Linked DNA regions of Homo sapiens: all the other regions are linked to region 3. The links are chromatin contacts, found by Hi-C or POLR2A ChIA-PET in ENCODE. All regions are on one chromosome and are shown on one strand. The core of a region is the stretch at or near the end of the contact, and the rest is flanking DNA. Distances in the headings are between cores, read along the strand shown.

Evidence for each region. Hi-C counts contacts between places; a loop is a spot of excess contacts on that map. ChIA-PET counts read pairs that join two places held with the same protein, here RNA polymerase II (POLR2A). Pooled maps may share reads with other maps.
Region 1: a map of endothelial cell of umbilical vein shows a loop between it and region 3 (4-fold over the local background). The contact joins the promoter of ATP2B4 here to the promoter of SOX13 in region 3. A Hi-C loop is called at or near these places in 1 of 168 maps with a recorded cell type or tissue (endothelial cell of umbilical vein) and 4 of 50 pooled maps.
Region 2: a loop to region 3 is called in a map of PC-9, with 4 times the contacts of the local background. The contact joins the promoter of PIK3C2B here to the promoter of SOX13 in region 3. A Hi-C loop is called at or near these places in 1 of 168 maps with a recorded cell type or tissue (PC-9) and 1 of 50 pooled maps. POLR2A ChIA-PET finds 5 or more read pairs at or near these places in 2 of 52 experiments (MCF 10A and activated CD8-positive, alpha-beta memory T cell).

The regions. Positions count from the first base shown.
Region 1 is chr1:203,624,407-203,628,359 of GRCh38, forward strand. ATP2B4 (ATPase plasma membrane Ca2+ transporting 4) reads left to right here and starts at 2,426. Exons shown (of 21, transcript NM_001684.5): 1 at 2,426-2,813. RefSeq lists enhancers at 1,420-2,294, 2,295-3,167.
Region 2 is chr1:204,492,946-204,496,445 of GRCh38, forward strand. It overlaps PIK3C2B (phosphatidylinositol-4-phosphate 3-kinase catalytic subunit type 2 beta), which reads right to left and starts at 1,860. Exons shown (of 33, transcript NM_001377334.1): 1 at 1,411-1,860. LOC124904584 (translation initiation factor IF-2) reads left to right here. Exons shown (of 2, transcript XM_047439554.1): 2 at 1,231-2,787. The coding sequence ends at 2,251. RefSeq lists enhancers at 1,050-1,239, 1,310-1,439 and a silencer at 1,540-2,009.
Region 3 is chr1:204,071,531-204,075,532 of GRCh38, forward strand. SOX13 (SRY-box transcription factor 13) reads left to right here and starts at 1,585. Exons shown (of 14, transcript NM_005686.3): 1 at 1,585-2,181. RefSeq lists enhancers at 2,264-2,956, 3,651-4,002.

The sequences.
Region 1 (3,953 bases), core at 1,176-3,675, 450 kb before region 3:
GAAGGGAAGGGAAGGGGAGGGAAAAGGAGGGAAGGGGAGGGAAAAAGGAGGGAAGGGAAGAGGGAGGGAAGGGAAGAGGGAGGGAATGGAAGAGGGAGGGAAGAGGGAGGGAGGAAGGAAGGAATCTAACAAGGTACTAACTGTTCTTGAAATGCCCTGGGAAGGTGGGAGTGACTAGAGGAGTTGCAAGAGGCTGAAATGAGAACAAAGGTCACCTTTAGTGTCCTGTAAGTGCCTTGAGTGTCAGACAGTCAATCACTAGACAAAAAAGACCAAACAATCCATAGTTCCCATAGAGGGTGACCCTAAAATCTCCCCTTACCCCTGCAACTTTCTTCGGCTGCTGGCAGGGAGAGGCACAAGCACAGGCAGGGGCTTATTTTTTTTCTCTTGTTTTTAATTTTTTTGTAGAGATGGGGTGGGTCTTGCTATGTTGCCCAGGCTGGTCTTGAAATCTGGCCCCAAGTGATCCTCCCTCCTCAGCCTCCCAAAGTACTGGAATTACACGGATGAGCCACTGTGCCTAGCCAGGGCTTATTTTGGATTTTGTTTTCAGATGACAGCAGGCAATCTCCAGCCTCACATTGATGAACTCTGAGTTCTGAGCCCAGCCCAACCAGTCTAAAAACATTACTGGCCGGGTGCGGGGGCTCACGCCTGTAATCCCAGCACTTTGGGAGGCCGAGGCGGGCAGATCATGAGGTCAGGAGATCGAGACCATTCTGGCTAACATGGTGAAACCCCGTCTCTACTAAAAATACAAAAACAAAATTAGCCGGGCGTGGTGGCAGGGGCCTGTAGTCCCAGCTACTCGGGAGGCTGAGGCAGGAGAATGGCGTGAACCCCGGAGGCGGAGCTTGCAGTGAGCCGAGATCACGCCACTGCACTCCAGCCTGGGCAACAGAGCAAGACTCCGTCTCAAAAAAAAAAAAAAAAACCATAAAGAAAAAAGAAATAGCAGGGTAAGAAAATGAAGAGGAAAAAGAGGACCCAAATGAGAGAACATTGGGAAGGGTGCTAGTTGGACACGGGGGAAACTGGACCCCGTTTCACAACCCTGTTTCTCCATGCACATGTGGCTCTGCTTCTTGGGGGCAGAGATGACAGCAAAGAAGGACAGGGGGTGGTGTGAGCTGTTGGGTTAGAATGATAGGATCAAAGAGGCCTTTTCCCAACCCTCTGTTTAAAAGGTTGGGAAGTAGTGGCCAGTCACCTTCTTCACAGCATAGCTCATAGCTATAACCTGTGAGACATATGTCAATGTGCCTTCCATAAGCATATAAACATGAGTGTGTTTGCTGAGGTAGGTGTGGGAATCTGTCAGTCAATGAAGATATGTTGTGTGAACCAGCTGATGGTGCATGTTTGTGCTTGAAAGCCATAAAGTTCTATGCAAAATCTATGGGTGGCACTGTTGCACAATGCTAGTGGGTGTGTGGGTATGGGGGTGTGATTAACTGTTTACAGGCTGTGTATAAGTGTGCATGGATGTCTGAGTGTGTGCAAATTAAAACGGAAATATGTGCCGGAGTATGATACAAAGTACAGGAAAGTACTCGGGCTTTGGAGTCTGTCTGACTTGGTCTTGAATCGTTGGCTCTGTCATTAGCCGGATGTATAACCTTGGGCCAGACACTCAATCTTCAATTCCCTCAACTAGGAAATGAGGTTAATAATAAGTACCTTTCAAGATTAAATGAGGACTAGAAACGATACCATATAGACAAAGCTTTTGGTGTCATAGCCCACGCATAGCAGGACTCAAAAGTAAGCAGCTATTTTCATGCACTGTCAGTATACCTCTGGTGGGTACAGGGACAAGAGGGAACAAAATGTGACCTGTATATAAGGTGTAGGGGAGGACGGGTGTGTGTGTGTGTGTGTGTGTGTGTGTGTGTGTGTGTGTGTGTGTGTTTACAAAACAATTTATTCTCCTTCTCCAAGGAACCCCCTATTCAGACAGGAGCAGGAAGGTAGGAGGGGACATACAAGTGTCCACAGACACCTCGGGTTTCTGGGTCCTGGATCTAAGTGAGTAAGGGGTTGAGAGGCCCGTAGGAGCTGCAGGAAGCCAGCCGCCTGCCCAAGCTTCCTTTTTTTTCCCCTCCGCCCAGCAACCGTTGAATACCGCCACCCACATCCACTCCCCACCTCCACCCTCACCCCTCCTCCACCCCTACTCAGCTTTCTATTCAACAAGTGAGAGCAAGGGCGGGGAAGAAAGCCGACAGGGGAGAGGATTGCTTCCCTTTCTTTTCCCATTCCCCCTTAAGACGAACCAGGAAGTAACCGCAAGAATCGGGCCACCTTAACAGTAGAGTAATGGTTTGGCCTCGCGCCAAGTCCCACCTCTGTTCCAGCTCCTGCTCCTCCCCTCTCTCTTCCCGCACTGCTTGGGGAGAGCTGGTGAGCAAGAGTCTGGCCCGAGTTAGCTAGAGCTGTTGCCATGACAAGCATTTTCTTAAGAAAGCTCTGCTGTTGAGATCGTCCAAAGCTGGGGGCTGGGAGGGGGGGCACGAACTTCGTGGGGCACCATCCCTCCGAAGAGAGCAAGATCAGAGACACCCGCCCAGCTCTCCTGCACCCTTTTTCTTTCAGGAACCTGAGAGGTCCTTCCCATTGGAGGGGCAGGGGGAGGAGACCCAGCCCACTCCCCGGCCTTAGCCAGAAAGGCAAGAGAGCAAAGCCAGCGTCTCTAGCTTGGTTGCCACACTGGGGAGACTGGTGGGTGGTCACCCCACCCTACCCTCATCCATGGAAACCCGGAGGGAGAGTCCCGCCTGAAGAAACCTGGATCTTTGCTAGAAAGAGAGGTAGGCTTGCAGAGAATGAATTGACTTGTGATTTGCAAACTTTGTTTCTTTCTTTTCTCTCAATGGCTTCTAAAACTCCCCGATTTTCCTCTTTCTAGAATATTTCATGCGACTGGGTTTGGAGGATTTTTTTTAAAATATGTGTGTGTGCACAGATTTGTCAAATACTGTTTTACCTATTATCAGTTCTGAGAAACCATATAGTCGAACAAGTGATTTATCTCTCTTTTCCTAGTTCTTGTCATTCCTGGGCTATGGGGTAGGGTAATGGAGGGTTCTCTTTTTGACACCAAAATTGAGCTCTTGGAAAAAATATTTATCTCCCCTCCCTCAACCCATTCCGTTCCTGCCCTCCCCTTCCCCCCTTGGCTTGGGAATGAGACGCAGGATGGAAAACTGTTGCAAAAATATTTTCCGTGTCTGTTCCCTTTCTCGAAAGCCCAAAAGAGAGATGGAAAAAAAAAAAAAAAAGGAACCAAAGAAATCTTCAGCAGAAAGAGGGGCTGCAGCGGGAACTAGGAGAGGGGCACTTTGGGGCCATGGGGTGGAGGTGGGCTGGGAGAAGTTGGCAGGAGTGGGGAAGGAGAGTGCACGAATTAAATTTCTTTAGCTTTGCAGAGAAACCTCAGCAGTTTCTCTGTGCTGCTTGCAAAACATCCTCAGACTTTCACATGTATAATTAGCTGTGGAAAAAGCTGGGAGTTACCTCGTACCGCTGTTGTTTGAGTGTGTGTGAGCGTCCAGAACCAACTGTATGAGTGTCTCCGAGGGCACCGCCCCACACATCTCTGGTCCCAAAGGGGAGGAAGGAGAAGGGTGAATTGAAAAGTTTCCGATGTCGAGGCTGGACACTGTGGGGCTGGTGAGTGTTTGGCAGATGGGGTGGGCCACAGGCATCTGTGGAAGGATCCCTGAGCGTCTCGGGCCACTGCCTTGGCTTGCTGAAGAGCTAGGAATTAAGACTGGGATTGTCCTTCCTGCTCTCCCTTCTCTCTTTCTTTTACATACTTGGCTCGCTCTTGGTAGAGGGGGCTGCTGGCATCCTTCCCCGAGTCGAGTCTGGCCTCTTACACTCCTCCACCTCCCTGAGGGTACCCGCCGCTCTTCTCCAACTGGGTGTGGAGGGTGCAGGAGTGGCCA
Region 2 (3,500 bases), core at 610-3,109, 420 kb after region 3:
GCAGAGCTATAAAATGTGCCTCGACTTAATTTTTCCATGGACACAACCTCAAGATGGGCCAGCCAGACTCTGGAGGAGCTGGGATTCCAAAGTCTCACTGCCTGTCTGCTCTGGGATCGGCAGCTGGAGTTGGGGAGAGGGAAGTATTTGGGGGTCGGCATTGCCACCTCCTGGGCCATTTCTCTTCCTAATATCTTCCCAAAGCCTGATGCAGCAACAGAGTAAGTTTTCATTCAGCACTGATTCAGGGTTGGAATTTAGTACAAATTGCTTACATCTGCCTGGCCATATCCCAAATAGGTAGTTTAGAGCAAGGAGGAGGGGCAGCATTGGCCCACTTCTTGGAGCCCGGGTAGCCGCCTGCTAAAGAATCTGGTGCCATGCTGGGACCAGCCAGCCCAGGGTACAAAACTCTCCAACAGAGTTGAGAAAAAACAGCCCAAGAGAGCTGCCAGAGACAATACAGCGATTCCATCCCAGGCATGATTGGAAGGGCTGGGGCAGGGAAGCTACGAAGACCCCAGAAGCGGGTGGAGAGGAGAAAAGGCAGGCCTGAAGGAGCAAGAGCAATGGCAGAAAACACACACACACACACACACACACACACACTTCAACATCAGCCAACTAGGGTGTGTGCACTAACCTCATACATTTGGTAACCTCTTCCCACAATCCAGAAGCCTGCCAAGCCCCTGGGCTCCCCACCCTACTCCACCCCACACCAGCTTGGCAGCCTTGCTTGTGCTTCCTGCTGCGATTGCTCCTCCAACATCAAAGTCACCGCTGTCGGGAGCTGAAAATGAGGGACAAGTATAGGCCAGGAGAGCAGCGCCTTCTCCCAGCACCGGCGAACTCAGGCCTGAGGGTCCCTCTCCCTCTTTCAAGCTTTCAGTCTCCTTTTGCTGCAGTATCCTTATAAGGGAGAATCCAATTCTACCCTCCGCCCGACTAAGAAACGTACACATTCCCCAGGCTAGATGCCGACTTCTCACCCAGTCCACAGAAGGCACTAACCCCATCACAGGACAGGTTTTGCTTTTTTTATTTCTTATCTTAAATAAACAAACCCCAAAGCCATTGACTGGTTCAGATCGCCCTGCAGCTGGGAGCCAGGAAGTGTGTTTAGCGAGAAGGGGGTGGGGACGCGGGTGCCTGGAGCCCCAGAGGCCCTGAAGCTGCTGGAGTGGAGTGGAGTGGGGTGAGGGGCAACCTGCTCTGCCCGGCGGGCAGGAGCTCAGGCTCCCACGGCGTCCGCCGCTCAGCCCGCCGCCAGGAACCCTCGGCTGCTTCCATTGTTGCACCTCCGCTGTTGCCATGTTGGAGGGAGAGCCCCCTGACCTCGGCTGCCTCCACTCTGGGGGCACTTTACAGACGCTGGGGCCGATGCAACCCGCAGGATGCGTGTCCTACCTGCGCTAGCTGCTGGCTCTGCTGCAACATCCGACGTGTCTTGTGCCTGGCGACGTGGGCTGCTCGCTCCGCGCCTCCCGGGCTCGCTCTGCGGCTCCAGGCGCCTCTTGCACCAGCGCGAGAGGAGCTGGCCGGCCGCACGCCGCCTGCTCCCGGGCCGCTCCCCTCTCCAGGCTCCGCACAGACCCTAGGCTCCAAGGGGCAGAGGGAGAGGCAGCAAAGGGCGCAAGGACCAGCTTGTGGGGGTGGGGAGGGGTGCTCTCCGCCGAGAGCGTGCGCGAGCTCGCAGAGTCAGGCCACCCCGGGTGAGACAATAGCGGCAGCAGCGGGCGAGAGAGGGGAAGCCATCTCCCGGACACCCGGCGCACTGCACGGCGACGCGACGCTCGGCCAGACCCTGCCTGGACAGGCAGGCACCCGGCCGCCGGCTCCAGCCGCAGCGCCGAATCCGCCGCGAGCCGGAGGGCGGGGCGGCTGCTGGAACCCGGGCCGCCCTTCGCCTCTCCCCTCCCCTTCCCCCTCCTCTTCTCTTCTCCTCTCCTCCTCTCCCCTCCGACTCCCGCCCCACTTGCCATTGCGTGGGGGAAGAGAAACGCGCTGGCGTCAAGTTGTGCTCTGCAACCCAAGAGCCAGGATTTCCACTCCCCACTTGGGTGAGGGTTTTTGCGGATGGTCGTTAGTTTCCCCTGCTGGAACCCCTTGGCTTTGGGTCAGAGGAAAGCTCAATCATTCTGCTAGAAATGACGGTGCTGAGGTCCAGTTATCCGTTTCAGGAATTTCTACCATAATTACGGTAGCGATGTTCGGGGGATCCCCTACCTTGAGGGTTAGGTTGGGGTAGAGAGAGGCTGTCTCCGGGCTTTACACGCTCAGTGTCATTCGTCTTTCTGTCTCCTTCCTTCCTCCCTTTCTGGAAGGGGAGTCTCGTTTGTTTTTGTATTCGCCCAGGTGGATCTTCCGAGCTGCGATCCAGGAAACAGCAGTCAACCTAAGTAGGGAGGGGAGATAGAGGATCCTCCAACCCAACTAGGGTAGTGAGAAAAAAAAGTAAAAAAAAAAAACCTTTCATACAATATGTTATATTTAAATTTTCTACTCTAAATACCTTTCTTCCAGCAGTGGTCTCTGGAAGAATTTTCCTAAAGGCTCCACCCAAAAGAAACCATGAGTTGGCCAGCTCCTCGTTTGCATTTGGTTTGCATAGTACCAACGATCACTAATCTCAAAGTATATTTTCCTAAAAACGTGAATCGTGTTTTCCTCCACTGCCCTCATTTCTTCTTTCTTTCTCGACAGACTATGAAGATTAACACCTGGTCCTCAGCCTCTCAAGTAAAACCATGATTAAATAAATTTGTTATGCTTTTCTCTGGTTAACTTGTCTTTTGTTATAGAAGTGTCGGCTGTGACTCTTATGATGGGGAGGAAAGGGATCACTCCCCTTTCTGATCCTACAGTGCCTTCTGTACCCAATGCTTGTGACTTTCAGTATTCCACTTCACCCTCTGAATATCAAGAATAGCGTCCTCACCTATCACGCTTTCGTAATGATCAAAGGAGAGAATGTAGGTGAAACATCTTGATAATTAACTGAAGGCAGCTTGGTCTGCACATATGTCATAATGTATATGATGCTACTCCTGATCTCAGGAGCCACAGGGGTTAAAAAACGTGTCCGTGCACTTCTTCACCATACAAATATTTATGACAGCTTACTCTGTGTCTGTCATCAGGTCAAGCTCAGGAGCCTGAGAGAACAGAGTGTTACAGGGGCCACTGGTGGTTCTTTTTTTTTTTTTTTTTTTTGAGACGGAGTCTTGCTCTGTCGCCCAGGCTGGAGTGCAGTGGCGTGATCTCGGCTCGCTGCAAGCTCTGCCTCCCGGGTTCACGCCATTCTTCTGGCCCAGCCTCCGGAGTAGCTGGGACTACAGGCGCCCGCCACTATGCCCAGCTAATTTTTTCTTTTTTTTTTTTTTTTTTTTTGTATTTTTAGTAGAGACAGGGTTTCACCGTGTTAGCCAGGATGGTCTCGATCTCCTGACCTTGTGTTCCACCCACCTCGGCCTCCCAAAGTGCTGGGATTACAGGCG
Region 3 (4,002 bases), core at 335-2,834:
AAAAGGAGTTAGCCAGGCAAAGCAGTGGGCAAGGATGAGCCCTTAGAAGGCCTTCAGAGCCTTGCTGACCATCACCTTTGAACACATGCTGGCCACCCACACTGTGGGCATAGACTTATTAGTAGGTCCATGATTGTCACTCCTTTAATCTGCCCTACACCCACAGGTCCTTCCAAGACCCATTTCAGATGCCACCTCCCCCAAGAAGTTCCAGTCCCCATATCCCAGTGTCTTTGGTGGCCCTGTGCCCATTTGCCTGCCCTATCTTAGCCCTCTCCACTTCACTGCAATGGTATATTCACCCATTCCTTTACAAAATCAGAATCCAGAAAGGGCAGGACACCGTCTCATTTGTCTTCGTGTCCCCAGCACCCCGGTAAGCCAGGCATAGGTAGACTTTTTTTTTTTTTTTTTTTTGAGACAGAGTCTTACTCTGTCACCCAGGCTAGAGTGCAGTGGTGCGATCTCCACTCACTGCAACCTCTGCCTCCTGGGTTCAAGCAATTCTTCTGCCTCAGCCTCTTGAGTAGTTGGAATTACAGGCATGCACCACCACACCCGGCTAATTTTTGTATTTTTAGTAGAGAGGGGTTTTCACCATGTTGGCCAGGCTGGTCTCGAACTCCCAACCTCAGGTGATCTGCTGCCTTGGCCTCCCAAAGTGCTGGGATTACAGGCGTGAGCCACTGCGCCCGGTCATATGTAGACATTTGATAAATACGTTGAATGAAAGGAAACCAACTCTCCATTCTCCCCCACCCTCCCATATAATGGGACAGGAGAAAATAAGATTTATTTGAGAGGCTGCAAATGACAGGATTAGGGAGTGGTTGGAGATATCAGGAATCCGTCTAGCTACAGGTGAGATCAGGTTTTGTTTTTTTTGAGACGGAGTCTCGCCCTGTCGCCCAGGCAGGAGTGAGTGCAATGGCGCGATCTCGGCCCACTGCAACCTCCCACTCCCGGGTTCAAGCGATTCTCCTGCCTCAGCCTCCCGAGTAGGGGGTTACAGGCGCGCCACCACGCCCGGCTAATTTTTTGTATTTTTAGTAGAGACGGGGTTTCACCGTGTTAGCCAGGATTGTCTCCATCTCCTGACCTCGTGATCCGCCCCCGTCGGCCTCCCAAAGTGCTGGGATTACAGGCGTGAGCCACCGCGCCCGGCAGAGATCAGGTTCTTAAGGGAAGTCCGGAGAAATGGGGTTTTTAAAAAACCCGAGTCCAGGCTATCTGTTTGGAGGGGTTGGGAGGCTTGGAGCTGGACCAATAACTTCTTAGGTCTTGCTTTAAGGAGTGAAGATTCTCTGTAGCGACCCTCATACCTGGGCAGTGGGAGCGGGCAGAATCCTTCTTTCTTCTCTTCTCTACACCCCCTCACTCCACCCCCACCCTTCCCCGCCGCCCGTAAACCTTAGCTTTCCCCTTTCCAACAGAGGTTTCCAGCTGTTGATGCCTGGATGGACCCGGCTGCAGGGAGGAGGAGGAAACTCTCTGTCCCTCCCTTCTTCTGCAAGTCCCCACCCTCCCTCCCTCCTCCCCCTGCGCGCTCTCGGTCTCCCTCCCTCTTTCTCCTCTAGGCTGTCCAGTCGCCTCGCAGCAGCGAGCCGCGAGCGCCCTTCTCCAGTCCCGGCTTGGAACTGAACTGTGTGAGCACGGGTCCTGGAACCCGGGCCCAGAACCGGCGAGCCCAGGTCTGAGCCCAGAGCTCAGCGGTCAGCCTCGTAGGCCCTGACTCGGAATCGAGCCGAGGCGCTGAGGTTGGAGCCGGAGAGCGTGAGAGCCGAAGAGCAGGGAGGGCGGGCCGGCTGCGCGTCCGACGAGTCGCAGAGCAGGACCGCGGAAGGCAGGGAGACGGCCGCAAGCCCAGGGCAGAGGGCAGAGGGCAGAGAGCGGCCTGGCTCGGCGGAGAGGGCGCCGCCCGGCCGGAACCAAGCTCGCCGCCCGGGACGGCGGGCCCCGTGGGGCGCGGACCCAGGGTGGCCGTGGGTCCGCAGCGACTCCCCGGCCGACGGCGGGGGGCGTGCCCCCTCCCAGCCCAGCCTCCCCAACCCGGCCCGCCCGCCGCGTCGCGGGGGCATGTGAGCGGGAAGCCTAGGCTGCCAGCCGCGAGGACCGCACGGAGGAGGAGCAGGAGCGCGGAGCCGCGAGCCCCGAGCCCCGAGCCCGGCGCCTGGCTGAGTAGTAAGTGCACCCCTCCCCGCCATGATCGCGCCGTCGCGCCCATTTCCCCAGCTCTCTGAAGTTTGACACTTGCGCCCCTACGTTTCTGGGCACCCACCGGCTCTCTTCCCTGCGAGTTTCCACCCTGTGCAAAGTTTTTCGAGGAGAGACGGACCCTCACCTACCCCCAACAACGCTGGGCAGTGGCGGCTCCTCCCTGGCCGACTTGGGTCCTTGTGGAGAGGGATGGCAGCCTCTAAGGCAGTGCGTGGCTGTGTGTGTGTTTGTGTGTGTGTGTGTGTGTGTGTGTACGCGCGCGCGCGCGCGCGTTCACCACGCGGGTCGAGCTTAGGGTGCACCCCCAACCCGCTCCTCGCCGACCGCAGAGGACTAGGTCTTTCTCATCAGCCCGACTATGCGCCTAGTTTAAGGATTTCTCAGCGGGAAGCCGAAGCGACCTGCGCGCGTCCTGCGTGGGGCTCAGGTGCCTGCGACGAGGCGCAGAGCTCCTCCACCATGGTTGCGTGGGGTGCTGGGGGACAGACGCGCTCCCCTTGCCACGGTTTCAGGGTCGTTCCCCAGCGGACCAGACCAGCGCGGCATCCTGTTTGTTTTCTGCTCCGGCTGCTCCTGTCCCACCCCCACCCCCACCGCAGGCTGCTTCTTGCTACCCCCACCTCCCGCCCTGGGATATCGTAGGTGAGCCTTTTCATCCCGATTCCGCTGCAAACGCTGATCGCGCCTAGGGGTAGGGAGATGCGGAGCGGGTAGTCGTTCAGTTCCCAGCGGCTCGCCATTGTTTTCCCACCCCGCGCGTTCCGTACGTAAACACACACGCACACACAAGGTTGTGTGTGTGCGCCGGCTCTGGCTGCTTCCCGTCCCCAGGCGCGCAGGGATCGCCCGCGGGATTCGCTCAGCTGCCCGCATGGGTCTTCAGGCTGGAGGCGCTCCAGGACTTAACTGGAGCTGGAGAGGACAAGAGACGTGGGGGTTGCCGGACAGTACCGGGCGGGGCGGTGAGCCGGGCCTGGGCGGGAAGTGAATTTTGAACTTCAGCCCTGGACCTTTCCGGGAGGACCCCGAGCGCTGGAGCGGCGGCTCCCGCCCTGGAGGGCCCGCGGCAGCTGCAAAGACTCCGCTGGCGCTCTTGGCAGCCGCCTCGGTGACAGAGGCTTGGAGGAAGCCGAAGAGTTTTCCTGGGAAGTTTGCTTTGACTCTCTGGGAATTTCCGGGCAGGACGCCTCGGCGCTGGCGCTGGCGCTGGCGCTGGTGAAGGGGTCTGGCCAAAGACGGCCAGAGACGATGCTGCTGGCTCTTGACCACTAGGCTGTACTTGGCTCTCAGCAGTCCAAGTAGGTGGGTCTCTACCTCCCGGAGTTCATGCCTTCCAAACCAGTATCCCCCAAAGGATCACGACATGCCGGTTTCAAAGATGGGTGCATAACTCTGCTCGTTTTGGAGTCCAGGGAGGCAAGCTCGGTTCCAGCCGGGCGGCGCTCTCCGTCGAGCCAGGCCGCTCTCTGCCCTCTGCTCTCTGCCCTGGGCGTGGGGCTGTCTCCCTGCCTACCGCGGTTGTGCTTTCGGACTCGTCCGACGCGGCGCCAGCCCGCTACCTCCCGCTCTCCCTCTCCCCCGCTCCCTGGCTCCCCGGCTCCCTGACTCCGTAATCTGCGCCTCGGCGCAGTTGCGAGTCAGGGCCTGAGGCTGACCCCTGTTTCCACTGTGCTTCATTAGAAAGCGCTTCACAAGATGCTGGGATTCAGCACATTTGGATTCCAGTTCCCCATCGATGAGCAGCGTGGGTTTGGACTTCCCCGCATGCGAAATGGGCAGAGTTAT